2 separate regions of the Homo sapiens genome follow, and region 2 is linked to region 1. The links are chromatin contacts, found by Hi-C or POLR2A ChIA-PET in ENCODE. All regions are on one chromosome and are shown on one strand. Each heading gives the region's core, a stretch centred on a gene start or an enhancer-like site at or near the end of the contact. The rest is flanking DNA. Distances are from core to core; before and after follow the strand shown. Region 1 overlaps SCD5 (stearoyl-CoA desaturase 5). Region 2 has its middle 20 kb from the start of HNRNPD-DT.

Region 1 (7,337 bases), core at 2,222-4,721:
ACACAAATTTATTATTCTTGGCCACGCACAGTGGCTCAGGCCTGCAATTCCAGCACTTTAGGAGACCAAGGTGGGCAGATCACTTGATCCCAGGAGTTCGAGACCAGCCTGGGCAACATAGCGAAACACCATCTCTACAAAAAGTATTAAAAAATTAGCAGGGTGTGGTGGCATGTGCCTGTAGTCCCAGCTACTCTGGAGGCTGAGGTGGGACGATCACTTGAGCCCAGGAGGCAGGAGTTGCAGTGAGACAAGATTGTGTCACTGCATCCAGCCTGGGTGACAGAGCAAGACCCTGTCTAAGAAAAAACAAAACAAAACAAAAAAAAAACCATTATTCTCAGCCAGGCGCAGTGGCTCACATCTGTAATCCCAGCACTTTGAGAGGCTGAGGCAGGTGGATCAGCCGAGGTCAGGAGTTCGAGACCAGCCTGGCCAACATGGTGAAACCTGTCTCTACTAAAAATACAAAAATTAGCCAGGCGTGGTGGCAGCTGCCTGTAATCCCAGCTACTCAGGAGGCTGAGGCAGGAGAATCACTTGAACCCAGGAGGCAGAGGTTGCAGTGAGCCCAGATCGCGCCATTGCACTCCAGTCTGGGGGACAAGAGTGAGACTTTGCCTCAAAAAAAAAAAATCATTCTTAATAGTAATATTATATTTCATTTTACAACATACTTTTGGGGTTTCTTTTTTTCTGAGACAGGGTCTTGCTCTGTTGCCCAGGCTGGAGTGCAGTGATGCCCTCAACTCACTGTGGCCTCGACCTTCTGGGCTCAAGAGATCTTCCCACCTTAACCTCCTGAGTAGCTGGAACTACAGATGCATGCCACCATGCCCAGCTAATTTTTTAAAAAAATTTTGTAGACACGGGGTCTTGCCATGTTGCCCAGGCTAGTCTCGAACTCTTGGGCTCAAGTGATCCTCCCACCTCAGCCTTTCAAAGTGTTGGGATTACAGGTGTAAGCCACCGTGCCAGACCATAGTTTGTTTTTAATTTTTTAAAATAATTTTTAGGGTTTTTTTTCCTATTTTTCTTTCTTTGTTTCTCCAGGATGTAGTCTCAAACATATACTAGCTCAAAGGATATGATGTTCCATGGTTTACTACACTTCGCCATGTTGCTTTCCAGAAATATTGTACTAATTTATGTTTGTATGAGGGTATAACTTTCTCAAAAGCCTTGCCAGACTTTGATTTTGTAATTATAATTTGCCAGTTTAACGGCATTGCATGGTTTTGTGTTTTAACTTCTTATAATTACTAAGGAGGCTGAGTCCTCTTCCAAGGATTTGTTTTCTAGTTGTAATGCCTCTTGTGTGAACATGTTCAGATTTTTTTTTGACTGTTAATGCAGTAGAAATAGTATTGCACTTGTGGATTTAATTCCATTCTCTAGATATTCTGGATGTTAATTTTTTTCATTCATTCTATTTATCACAATTTTCCCTCTAAGTCACTTTGACTAAAGAAAGTTTTGCTCAATGGATGCAGCTCCCACTCAGGCAGATCATCAATTCAGCCAAGGTTCCTGCTGCCCCATTTTCTGGTGGCTGCACACTGTAATCCCCTCATAAATTTTCCTGAAGACAGCCTGATTTTTAAGTTCCCCAGCTCCCTAATGAACTGTATCCCAATTTGTCAAATATACCCAGCAATTATTCAATGTTATATCATGTGCTACTGGAAAAAAATCAGGGATACTATTTTCATGCTTGCCTTTCTGGCCATCTCTGATTTATATTGTGCCTTTCTATTAAGGCAGAGTTTCATGTCGTGATCTGAAAGCATTTTACAACCACTGGATCAAACTCTGAAAAGAGAAGAAACCAAAGTCAAGTTGCTATCAATGGCACAATGAGGTAGGAAGGCTGGGGGGCAAAAAAGGTCATGGATAAGATTAAAGAAATCTAAACAAAACTTAAGTATTTGAAACACTTTACAGATTGGACCTGAGGTCAATCTAATTAGCTAAAAAAAAAAAAATCCACTATCTAGAACTATATCTACTTTTTGCACGCATCACCCAAATTGTAAAACAACAACAAAAAATAAGAGCTGTACAAAATACTTAATAAATGTATTCTGTAAGCATCACACAAAATACTTGATAAAAAAAGAACCAAAAGATTTCTACCTGAAAAAAAGTTATCACGGCCGGGCCCAGTGGCTCATGCCTGTAGTCCCAGCACTTTGGGAGGCCTAGGCGGGCGGATCACGAGGTCAAGAGACGGAGACTGACCATCCTGGCCAACATGGTGAAACCCTGTCGCTACTAAAAATACAAAATTAGCTGGGTGTGGTGGCGTGCGTCTGTGGTCCCAGCTACTCGGGAGACTGAGGCAGGAAAATCGCTTGAACCCAGGAGGCAGACGTTGCAGTGAGCCGAGATCGTGCCACTGCACTCCAGCCTGGCAACAGAGTGAGACTCCGTTTAAAAAAAAAGTTATCACTGTCTGTTTCATGGCTTTTGATTATTTATTTTTTTGCCTATAAGAAAGATCCCCAGTTGGGGAAGAACACATCCCAGCACACTTCCTCTCTTTCTCAATTCTTTCTTACTTGCCAGCTTAGACTAAAAGCCACTCACCCATTCCTTCCACCCTTCCATACCTACTCTTCACTCCTTCACCTTAGCCAACTCCTGGCCACAACTATGGTCTCTGGAGAGGATCCTGGTAGACCATAGAGAAGCTACACCCAACAGCTACATATCCAACTGGTGAGAGGGAACATTTCTCCACTGTAGTAGATACAACTACATAGCAGTTCCAAGTTATAGATGCCAAATGGCTCCCATTATTATTACAGTTGGCACTTGTTGAGTACTTAGGATACGCTGTGACCCTAAAAAGCACTGCCTATGTCTTATCTCATTTAATCTTCACCAACCCCATTTTACAGATGAGGCAAAATGGAGTTTAGAAATTTGGCCAAGATCACCCAGCTAGTAATAACAGAGGTGGGGACTGACACTACAACATATGGCCTCTCAGAGGATGGGCAAATGTTTTGATGATTTGTAGCAAACTGTAATTTTTTCCCCAAGTGTGCTATTTTTAAATATAATCACTAAAAAATAATAATCTTACCCCTACTAGTTGCGGGTTGACTGTGACTTTGGGGCCAAATGCAAAAAGCCTCAATCTGCGATTTCCCAGGCAAATAGCACTAAGTACCTGTTCTTGTCCTTGCTGATTCTTCTACATGCAAATCATTTCCCTCTCAACACTGGTAAGACATTTGTAGTCATGCCAGGGGAAGGCAGTGGGGATGTGAAAGGTGGAGGTCCTGGCCTGGAAGTGGAGAGGGCTCTATTTTAGCTCCATTTCCACCACAAACTCAACTCTCGGGATCATGGGTTCCTCACGAGCGAATGGAAACCAGTGGATGATACGGTTTCTAACATCCCCTCCAGCTTTAAATTTCCAGCAATTTATGAAGCCTGGTAATGCCCACGTACTGGTGCCAGCAGTGTGGGTGCAGCACCCCCTGCCGGTGGCCTCCCCGCACTGCCCTGGAGGGAGGTCGTGGCTGGTAGAGCCACACTCCGCCTGCTGGTTGTGTGCGGTGGTGGCCCAGGCCAGGGCACAGGCATTCACGCACACAAAACTCACCCCAACGATGCTCTGAAGTATCTATTGCCATGTGTGTGCTGAAAGAAATGCACTATGATTCAGATCGGCCAAGGCTTGGAAGAGGACAAGAGGATTACAGGGTAATTTAGGAAGCACGTAGAGTTAGACGCAGCTGGACAGGCTTCTGCTTAGCCATGCTGATCGTGAAAAGCCACGATGAAAACTTGATAATTTTTTTAGCACAGCATATTCTCTTAAAGAGAGGCATATATCTGTTCTCTGAAAGTAGAAAATAAATTCTTCCATGGACTTGATGTGTTTAAAATCTAAGGCGAGTGCAGGTCCCGACCCCTCTCCATCCCCACCGCTTGCTTATCTGCTTCAACAATCTGCAGCCTGAGCCTGCTCACCTGTGTCGGCTCAACACCAGCCCAGCCACTTCATGTCTCAGCAATCTGACCTGCCCTTCAAATATCACCAGCCTCCAATGCCATTCCTGCTGGGGGCATCTGATGGGAAACACAGGTCCTTTCAACTTAAACTCGAGATAAGCACACATAAAGCATCTACCCCCTAAGGACTTTAGCAATTATTTTTAAAATGAAAAACCTGAGCTTTGAATGTAGCGCCCAAAGTAGAGCGGAGACATGGAGGAAATAATCAACTTGATTCCCTCTTCTGTCATTCACCTCTTCCAGAAACCTGGAACCTGAAGGCGAGGTTGTTTTGCCAGCACCCAGCACCTCGCCTTGCTGTTGATCACCTTCCCTAGGAGCACAAAAGTCAGAGGGGAGAAAGGATGGGAGTGCAAGGTTTGTCCACTGGGGCAGGTGGACGGGGAGGATCTCAGGCTGGGTTTGGGTATTATGGAGCCAGTATCAGGCTAACATCTCATAGTGTGGCTTTAGCCAGGCCCCAAGGGGGAATCCAATCTATAGTGAAGTTCATTTTCACAATAAGCTTTGGAGGGTATCATTCATCCAACTCAGACAGACATATTGACTTACCGATAACTTCATTAATGAAAGCACCTGCCTGGCCTGGAACCCTATTCTCTAAACCAAGGACTCCCAGTTCCCAATGTGTGGTCTATCCCCTGCAGTGCTTTTCCAAGGTCCGCCACAGTTGGCTCTACTTTCTCTCCTCCCTCCTCTCAACTTCTGAATCTTTCTTTTCTCTTCCTTCTACCCTTCCAAATGTAAGCAAAATGTAAACCAATGTAGAGATAACTTTTAATTCTTCCCCTAATCCTTTACCCCAAATCTGCTCAGAAAAAGTCTAGAACCAGAACTGACAGAGGCAGAATTCTGTGTTAGAAACTATAGGGGAGGGTGAAAGACTAAGACTAAGGTGGAGTCTCTTTTCCCAATTCTTTTTTTTTTTTTTCTTTTGAGACAGGGTCTCGCTCTGTCACCCAGGCTGGAGTGCAGTGGTGCAATCACAGCTCACTGCAGCCTCTGCCTTCTAGGCCCCAGGCCCAAGTGATCCTCCCACCTCAGCCTCCCAAGTAGCTGGGACTACAGGCGTGTGCCAGCTAATTTTTTTTTTTTTTTTTTTCGTAGAGACAGAGTTTTGCCATGTTGCCTAGGCTGGTCTCAAACTCCTGGGCCCAAGCAATCTGCCCGCCTCAGCTCCCAAAGTGCTGGGATTACAGGCATGAACCACTGCGCCCAGCCTCTTTTCCCACTTCTTATATCTAGGCTGGTCTTGTGGTTTTGTTTGGTCAATAGAATGTATGAAAGTGATGCTGTGTGACTTTCAGAGCCTGGGCCTTGAGAGGCCTTGGAGCTTGCACTTTGGTCCCTCGAAACACTGCCATGCTTGTTCTGAAAGGAAACCATTGTCACCTACCAGGGAATGAGAAGCCATGAGACAGAAAACCAAGGCGCCCAACCAACAGTCAGTGCCAACCACCAGCTGTGTGAGTGACGGCAGCTGCATGAGCCAGCCCAGGTGAGACCAGCAGAGGAACTGACCAGCCAGCAAAGAATCATGAGAAATAGTCTATCGATGTTGTTTTAAACCACTCCATTTCTGGCTGGTAGGCAGCAATAGAGAACTAAAACACACACTTTTGCCTTTGTCTCTATTGTTTATGGAATGAGATATTAGAATAGGGCTCTTTCTGCCTCCATTTTAATTGAGGCACCAATATGATAGATATCAGATACCTACATGACTGTGAAACAGACCCCCTTACACAGAATTCACAAAGGAAATTATTGAGACCTGGCTCCGTCACTCTTGGATGCCTCCTCCAGATCAAGGATATGAAAAGGGGTCAGAGTGGGCGGGGGGGGGGAGTGGGCAGATAGGTGAAGAGCTTTTGTTGGGGGAGCTGTTAATGAGCTGTAGTGTCCCCCTTAAAATCCCCCAAAGAAAGATGGGCATGCCTGTAGTCCCAGCGACTCAGGAGGCTGAGGCAGGAAAATGGCGTGAAACCGGGAGGTGGAGCTTGCAGTGAGCCGAGATCGCACCACTGCACTCCAGCCTGGATGACAGAAGAGAGTCCGTCTCAAAAAAAAAAAAAAAAGAAAGATGGGCAAGAGTTGTATCTTCTTCATTCCAAGCCCAGTCAGGCAGCTTGTGTGGACCACTTGGGGAGCTTTAAAGTAGTTTCACTACAGCTGGAACCAGCAGACATTCAGGTCCCAGAGGCATGCCTGTGACACCCAGAGTGGGCCATGACAGCAGGCTAGAGGGGCATGCAGGAGCTAGTCTGCCTTTCTGGGTTTTCCTGAGTAGAGTGTGCCCTGGGGACCAAACGTGGCCACTCAGAAGAGAGAGCTGGTGTGAGGTCTGACCGGGTCCTGTCTCACAGGGCCACCTACTGGAGAGGCAGAGAGACCCCAGCAGCAAGAAACTAGAGGTGGGCACAGGATTGCTGGGGTCTTAGAATAAATAAATCCCCAGATAACACCTGAAATAAAGATGCACCTTTCTGGCCGGGCATGGTGCCTCACACCTGTAATCCCAGCACTTTGGGAGGCCGAGGTGGGTGGATCACTTGAGGCCAGGAGTTCAAGACCAGCCTGGCCAACATGGCAAAACTCCGTTTCTACTAAAAATACAAAAATTAGCTGGGCATGGTGGCTCATGCCTGTAATCCCAGCTACTCAGGTGGCTGAGGCATGAGAATCGCTTGAACCTGAGAGGTGGAGGTTGCCGTGAGCTGAGATTGTGCCACTGCACTCCAGTGAGATTCTGTCTCCAAAAAAACAATGCATCTTTATATGTCCAGACAATTACAGGAGAGAGCTCACCAATGATGCGGGTCTCTGAAGAGCCCACCACAATGTCCAACATGTCAAACACTGGCCAGGCTCAGGGAGTGGAAAGCAACCTTTCCAATTCCCTTATCCCTAACTCCCCAATTACCCACCCAGTCCTGGGGATTCAGAAACTAGCTAGCACACTGAGAATGTGTAAGGAGAGAAAGACGCGTAGACAGAGAGAAGCTACAGAGAGGCTCCCACCTAGCCCCCAGCCCTTTCCACTGAGACTCCCAGTTGGATCCAGGCCTGAGATGAGAAAGGGGATGATAAACATTAAATCAAGTTCAAAGGTTCGATTATCAGCTTGGGCTGGTCATTCTAATTTCTGAATTGAGACAGAGCTTGTAACTTAGAGTGACAGGAGGATAGTCTATTTCCTAAAAATTAGTTGAGCCAGGCTCAGTGGCTCACACCTGCAATCCCAGCACTTTGGGAGGCCGAGGTGGGAGGACTGCTTGAAGTCAGGAATTCAAGACCAGCCTGGG
Region 2 (7,337 bases), core at 2,582-5,081, 340 kb before region 1:
GCCAACATGGCGAAACCCTGTCTCTACTAAAAAATACAAAAATTAGCCAGGTGTGGTGGTGGGCGCCTGTAATCCCAGCTTCTTAGGAGGCTGAGGCAGGGAGAATTGCCTGAACCCGGGAGGCTGAGGTTGCAGTGAGCTAAGATCATGCCACTGCACTCCAGCCTGGGCAACAGAGCGAGACTCCATCTCAGAAAAAAAAAAAAAGAAAAAAAGTGAACACAAAGAACAAAAGCAATTATTGAAGGCCACCACTTCATCAAATGTGTCTGCACTGAGAGCATCATTCTTAGTGGCTAACCACATTGCAAAAGCTAAGAAGCCCTTTGCTATTGGTGAAGAGTTGATCCTGCCTCCTGCTAAAGACATTTGCCGTTAGTTTTTAGGAGAGGCTGCAGAGGCACTAGATGAATTGATGAAATAGCAGAGGATATTGAGGCACGATTGTCAAGATTAGTGAGTCACCATGGTATGCCATCCAGATTGATGAGTCTACTGATATTGACAACAAGGCAACAATGCTTGTTTTTGTGTGATATTTTTTCAGGAGGATGTGCATGAGAATATGTTATATGCACTTTTGTTGCCAACCAACACCACAGCTGCAGAACTATTCAAGTCTTTGAATAATTACATATCAGGAAAACTGAATTGGTCATCTTGTGTTGGTATATGCATGGACTGAGCGGCTGCCATGACTGGAGAGCTTTCTGGTTTCACTACTTGGGTGAAAGAGATCACCTTTTTTTTTTTTTTTTTTTTTTTGAGATGGAGTTTCACTGTTGTTGCCCAAGCTGGAGTGCAATGGCCTGACCTCGGCTCACTGCAACCTCTGCCTCCCAGATTCAAGCGATTCTCCTGCCTTAGCCTCCCTAGTAGCTGGGATTACAGGCATGCACCACCATGCCCTGCTAATTTCGTATTTTTAGTAGAGATGAGGTTTCTCCATGTTGGTCAGGATGATCTCGAACTCCCGACCTCAGGTGATCCACCCGCCTTGGCCTCCCAAAGTGCTGGGAATTCAGGCATTAGCCACCGTCCCCAGCCATGAGGTCACTTCTGAATATGAGTCTACACACTGTGTCATCCATAGAGAAATGCTGGCTAGCCAAAAAATGTCACCTGAACTTAACAACGTTTTGCAGGATGTGATTAAAATTATCAGCCACATTAAAGTACATGCCCTTAACTCATCTGTTCATGCAGGTCTGCAAGGAGACGGATGCAGAGCACACACGTCTTCTCTTATACACAGAGGTGAGATGGATTTCTAAAGGTAGCTCACTGGCCAGAGTTTTTGGGTTACAAGAGCTGCTCCAGGTATTTCTTTTAGAAAAACGATCACCACTGGCAGCACATTTCAGTGACACAGAATGGGTCACAAAACTTGTTTACTTGTGTGACATATCAACCTGGTCAACAAACTCAATCTGTCACTTCAGGGGAAAACGACAACTTTGTTCAAGTCAGCAGATAAGGTGGCTGCATTCAAAACCAAACTGGAATTATGGGGCCGACAAGTGAACATTGGGATTTCTGACACGTTTCAAACATTAGCAGAGATTTTGAAAGAGGCTGAGCCAGGGCCTTCTTTCTCCCAGCTGGTGCGTAATCACCTCTCTCAGCTTTCAAAAGAGTTTGAGGCCAGGCGCGGTGGCTCACACCTGTAATCCCAGAACTTTCAGAGGCTGAGGCAGGCAGATCACCTGAGTTCAGGAGTTCGAGACCAGCCTGGCCAACATTGTGAAATCCTATCTCTACTAAAAATACAAAAATTAGCTGGGTGTGTTGGTGCGTGCCTGTAGGCCTAGCTACTCAGGAGGCTGAGGCAGGAGAATCACTTGAACCTAGGAGGCAGAGATTGCAATGAGCTGAGATTGCACCACTGTACTCCAGCCTGGGCGATTTCCACTTCTTGGCTATTATGAATAATGCTACTATGAACATTCATGTACAGGTTTTTGTGTAGACTTTCATTTTTCTTGTAGCTCTGTGAGGAGATGGATGCAGAGCATCCATGTATAATAATTTGGCCTCGTCCCTGGTTCCTGGGGAGAGACTCTAAATCCTTGTAATATCTGAAGTAATAGGAGTATCTTTGTTTTTCATGAGACTCTCAGATCACACCTGAGTTTACACTAATGAGGTGATGGAGCAAGATTCTGTCTCAAACATAAACAAACAAACAAAAAGGAAAAAAAAAACAGTATGTTTGAGTCAACTTCAAATCTCCATATGTTCTGGATTAAAGTCAAGGTGGATTATCCTGAGATTGCCACAAAAGTACTGGAAAGCCTGCTTCCATTTCCAGCGTCCTATCTTTGTGAAGCAGGGTTTTCTGCAGTGACAGCAACCAGAACGAGATTACGGAGTAGACTGGACATAAGCAACACACTTCGGGTGTCACTGTCCCTGGTGCCAAAAAGGTTGGGGATCGCTGCTGTAGACCATAGATCACTTTCCAGCTAAAGGCTCAGGAAGATGGCATACCTCCCTGTGGGCTACAGCAGAGACCAAGGCTGCCTTCATGCTCTTCCTCAGGAAGTTGCCAACATCACTACATCATTCAGTTCACAAACAGTTCATTGTGACCTCTTGTGTGTTGCAAACAGCATGATAGGCCTAGCACATAGTATAGCCCATCTCTTCTTCCTGGGTTTAAGTCAGTCTCCTTCTACTGTCTACCACTGTGTTATATTATTTTGTACTATATATATTTTTTTTGAGACAGAATCTTGCTATGTTGCCCAGGCTTGTCTTGTACTCTTGGGCTCAAGGGGTCCTCCTGCTTTAGGTCCCCAGTAGCTGAGATAAGAGGACCATACCCAGTTTATGTATTCTCATTTTTACTTTAAAAGTATTTTATTTATTTTATTTTATTTTTGAGACAGGGCCACTCCTATCATCCAGGCTGGAGTGAAGTGGCTTAATCACGTTTTACTGCAGCCTCAACTTCCCAGGTTCAGGAAACTCTCCCACCTCAGCCTCCTGAGTAGCTGGGGCTACAGGTGTGTGCCACCATGCCAGGATAATTTTTGTAGAAGCAGAGTCCCACTCTGTGGCCCAGGTTGGTCTTGAATTCCCAGGCTCAAGCAATCTTCCCACCTTGGCCTCCCAAAGTGTTGGGATTATAGGTGTCAGCCACCACACCAGACCTAAAATAATTTTAAAACACACAAGTACTATATGAATACAATTTAATTCTAAAAATCCAGACACACAGAAATATATACAGTAACAAAAGAGAGTCCTCTACACTCCACCCCCAAGCACTTTCACTCTGAAAATAGGCATATAAAGTTTAGAGTGTTACCACCATTCCTGAATTCTGCCACCAAGATCTTCTGGTCAGCTTTCTCTGTTTCTCTGTTTCTCTGTTTCTCTCTCTCTCTTTCTCTCTCTCTTTCCCTCTCTCTTTCCAATCTCTCTCTCTTTAAGAGACAGAGTCTCACTCCATAGGCTCAGCTGGAGTGTAGTAGCGCAATCATGGTTCACTGTAGTCTACATTTCTGACCACCTTCACTTCTGACCTACCGGCTATAAGTTTGGAAGCTCCCACATCCCCTTAAGGTCTGATAATTCACTAGAATGACACAGAACTCAGGAAAGCTCTATATTTGTGATTACGATTTTATTATAAAGGATACGTATCAGAACCAGCCAAATGAAGAGACACATGGGGAGAGGTCGGGGAGGGTCCCAAACACAGAGCTGCTGTGCTGTCTCTGGATGTGTCACCTTCTTGACACACTGACGTGTTCATAAACCAGGAAGCTCCACTGAGGTTCAGTATTCAGTATTGGTGTTCCATTAAGTAGGCATGATTAATTGAATCAACAGCCACAGGAATGGACTCAGACTCTTCCCCTCCCAGGACACTGGGTGATATCACATGCCTCAAAGCCCCAACTCTGTAATCACATGATCAGCCCCCTTCCTGAAGCTTTCTAAGGTGCCCAGCATGAGTCACCTCAGTGTAAACTCAGGTGTGATCTGAGAGCCTCATGAAAAACAAAGATACTCCTATTACTTCGGAAATTACAAGGATTTAGAGTCTCTCCCCAGGAACCACGGATGAGGCCAAATTCTCTATTATACAACAATAACCAAGAAAAATGAAAGTCTACACAGAAACCCGTGCATGAATGTTCATAGTAGCATTTATTCATAATAGCCAAGAAGTGGAAATAATCCACATGTCCATCAGCTAATGAATGGATAAGTAAAATAAGCTATATTCATATGTCTTGGAGGCCTCCAAGCTCACCCCTGTATTTGATGAGAGGACCCACAGGATGTAGTCATAGTCATGGTTAAGGTTTATAGCAGCAAAAGGATACAAAGCAAAATCAACTAAGGGCAAAGTCAAGAGGAAGCCAGGCACAGGCTTCCCAAGAGTCCTCTCCCAGTGGAGTCACCCAGGATGAGATTAAATCCCCCAGCAATGAATTGTAATAATTTGTGAAATGGTGTCTGCCAGGGAAACTCATTCGTGACTCAATGCCTAAGATTTTTATTGGGAGCTGATCATGTAGGCACCCTCTGCGTAGCATGTACCAAGATTGCAGACTCTAGGCGGAAAACAGGTGGATAGCACAAACCAGAGTTCATACAAATAGTTAAGGCAGAATAAACCATCCATATCAGTTAGGGAATGGTGGAAATCTCCCCAAATTCAAGGTCCCAGACACCAGTCAAGGGCCAATCTGGTAAGCAGGCTTCTCTTTTTATTTATTGATTGATTGATTTACTTATTTATTTATTTATTTATTTTTGAGATGGAGTCTCGCTCCCTCCCCCAGGCTTGAGTGCAGTGGTGCGATCTCGGCTCACTGCAAGCTCCGCCTCCCGGGTTCACGCCATTCTCCTGCCTCAGCCTCCCGAGTAGCTGGGACTTCAGGCGCCCGCCACCACACCCGGCTAATTTTTTGTATTTTTAGTAGAGACGGGGTTTCACCGTGCTAGCCAGGATGGTCTCGATCTCCTGACCTTGTGATCCGCCCCCTCGGCCTCTCAAAGTGCTGGGATTACAGGCGTGAGCCACCGCGCCCGGCCGGCCGTAAGCAGGCTTTTCTAAGGATAGCAGTCTCCAGCCTGCTGTGTTCATGCTTTTTTTTTCACACCATAGGATAGACTATTATTCAGTGATAAAAAGGAATAAAGTACTGATATGTACTCCAACATGGATGAAGCGGGGAACATCACGTTAAGTGAAAAAGCCAGTAACACAAGGCCACATATTGTATGATTCCATGTATATTAAATGCCCGGAAGCAAACCTATAAAGACGGAACAGACAGTAGTGGTTGCCTAGGGCTGGGACGTCAGAGAGAAATAAGGAGCAATTGCTAATAGGTAAAGAATTTCTTTTTGGGGCTATACAAATGTTCTGAAATTCATTGCAGTAATGGGTACACAGCTTTGTCAATACACTAAAAACCATACAATTTTACTCTTTAAATAAATTAATTGCATGAAATGTGAATTATAGCTCAAAAAAGCTGTTAAAAATAAAGAATGTGGCCGGGTGCGGTGACTCACGCCTGTAATCCCAGCACTTTGAGAGGGCGAGGCGGGTGGATCATGAGGTCAAGAGATTGAGACCATCCTGGCCAACATGATGAAACCCTGTCTCTACTAAAAATACAACAACAACAACAACAACAAAAAATTAGCTGAGTGTGATGGCGCGCGCCTGTAGTCCCAGCTACTCAGGAGGCTGAGGCAGGAGAATTGCTTGAACCCGGGAGGCAGAGGTTGCAGTGAGCCAAGATCACGCCACTGCACTCCAGCCTGGCGACAGAGCGAGACTCCGTCTTTAAATAAGTAAATAAATAAATAAAGGGGCCGGGCGCAGTGTTCATGCCTGTAATCCCAGCACTTTGGGAGGCCAAGGCAGGCAGATTACCTGACGTCAGGAGTTCGAGACTAGCCTGGCCAACACGGCAAAACCCCGCCTCTATCAGAAAATACAAAAATTAGCTGGGCGCGATGTCATGTGCCTGTGGTGCCAGCTACTCAGAGGCTGAGGCAAGAGAATCGCTTGAACCCAGGAGGCAGAGGTCGCAGTGAGCTGAGATCGCGCCACTGCACTCTAGCCTGGGCAACAGAGCGAGACACTGTCCCCACACCCTCCAAAAAACAAAAAAATAAAGAAAGAAAGAAAGAAGAGAAGCAGTTGCTCATTTTAGTATGTGCCTTTTTTTTTTTTTTTTTTTTTGCCTTTAGGAATATAAATTCAAGAATATTTGTAAGCAAAAAGGAAGAATAAAATCCCAAACGAGAATGTAGTTAGCTGAGGTATTATACTTCTTGGGTGAGCTTATAGAAATCTTCAATTGGATTATATAATTTTTATTCATAAAGTTTATATTTCCAAATGTTGAATCAGCTGTTGATTTTAAGCAATGTGTGTCACAACTGCTAATGACAGGAGTCACATCAGTGCTAGAAGAGAAAAAATGCACATATGTATTTGTGCTAATAGTTGTTATGCATGCCTCTATCCTTTTTTCTATACAATATACTGTACTACTAGCTAACATTAAAAGTCCTCCTTTAGAACAAAATATAGTAAATTAATAAGTCCCCAGAGGCCGGGCGTGGTAGCTCATATCTGTAATCCCAGCACTTTGGGAGGCCCAGGCAGGCAGATAACTTGAGCTCAGGAGTTCGAGACCAGCCCAGCCAACATGGGAAAACCCTGTCCCTACTAAAAATACAGAAATTAGGCTGGGCACAGTGGCTCACACTTGTAATCCCAGTACTTTGGGAGGCAGAGGCAGGCAGATCACAAGGTCAGGAGTTTGAGACCAGCCTGACCAACACAATGAAACCCCGTCTCTACTAAAAATACAAAAATTAGCTGGGTGTGGTAGCGGGCACCTGTAATCCCAGCTACTTGGGAGGCTGAGGCAGGAGAATCGCTTGTACCTGGGAGGTAGAGGTTCCAGTGAGCCAAGATCGCGCCTCTGCACTCCAGCCTGGGCAACAGAGCTAGACTCCATCTCAAAAAAAAAAAAATTAGCTGGGCATGGTGGTGGACACCTATAATCCCAGCTACTTGGGAGTTTGAGGTGGGAGAATAGCTTGAACCAGGTAAGCAGAGGTTGTAGTGAGCTGAGATCATGCCACTGCACTCCAGCCTGGGCAACAAACCAAGACGCTGTCTCAGAAAAAAAAAAAAAAAAGTCCCCAGAGACTTTAGCCATCTTAGCAGATCACCCTTGTGAACCCAAAAGGAAAGTGGAAATATGAGTTTTGAGTAGGTAAATTGATCTGCTGACATTACCAGCCCAGCATTCTCCAGGCTCTCCATTTCATGAAGAAAGACCTAG

The links. Hi-C counts contacts between places; a loop is a spot of excess contacts on that map. ChIA-PET counts read pairs that join two places held with the same protein, here RNA polymerase II (POLR2A). Pooled maps may share reads with other maps.
Region 2: a pooled map shows a loop between it and region 1 (2.5-fold over the local background). The contact joins two enhancer-like sites. A Hi-C loop is called at or near these places in 1 of 50 pooled maps. POLR2A ChIA-PET finds 5 or more read pairs at or near these places in 3 of 52 experiments (Panc1 and activated T-cell).

The regions. Positions count from the first base shown.
Region 1 is chr4:82,735,985-82,743,321 of GRCh38, forward strand. The region is part of intron 1 of SCD5 (stearoyl-CoA desaturase 5); the gene reads right to left. Among named protein-coding and RNA genes, the nearest start is that of MIR575, 14 kb to the right of the region's middle. RefSeq lists a silencer at 3,533-3,622. Within about 2 kb of position 3,472, at least 2 of the 41 ENCODE cell types and tissues checked have a DNase peak (open chromatin) inside an H3K27ac peak, as active enhancers do.
Region 2 is chr4:82,391,225-82,398,561 of GRCh38, forward strand. No RefSeq gene overlaps it. Among named protein-coding and RNA genes, the nearest start is that of HNRNPD-DT, 20 kb to the left of the region's middle. Within about 2 kb of position 3,832, at least 2 of the 41 ENCODE cell types and tissues checked have a DNase peak (open chromatin) inside an H3K27ac peak, as active enhancers do.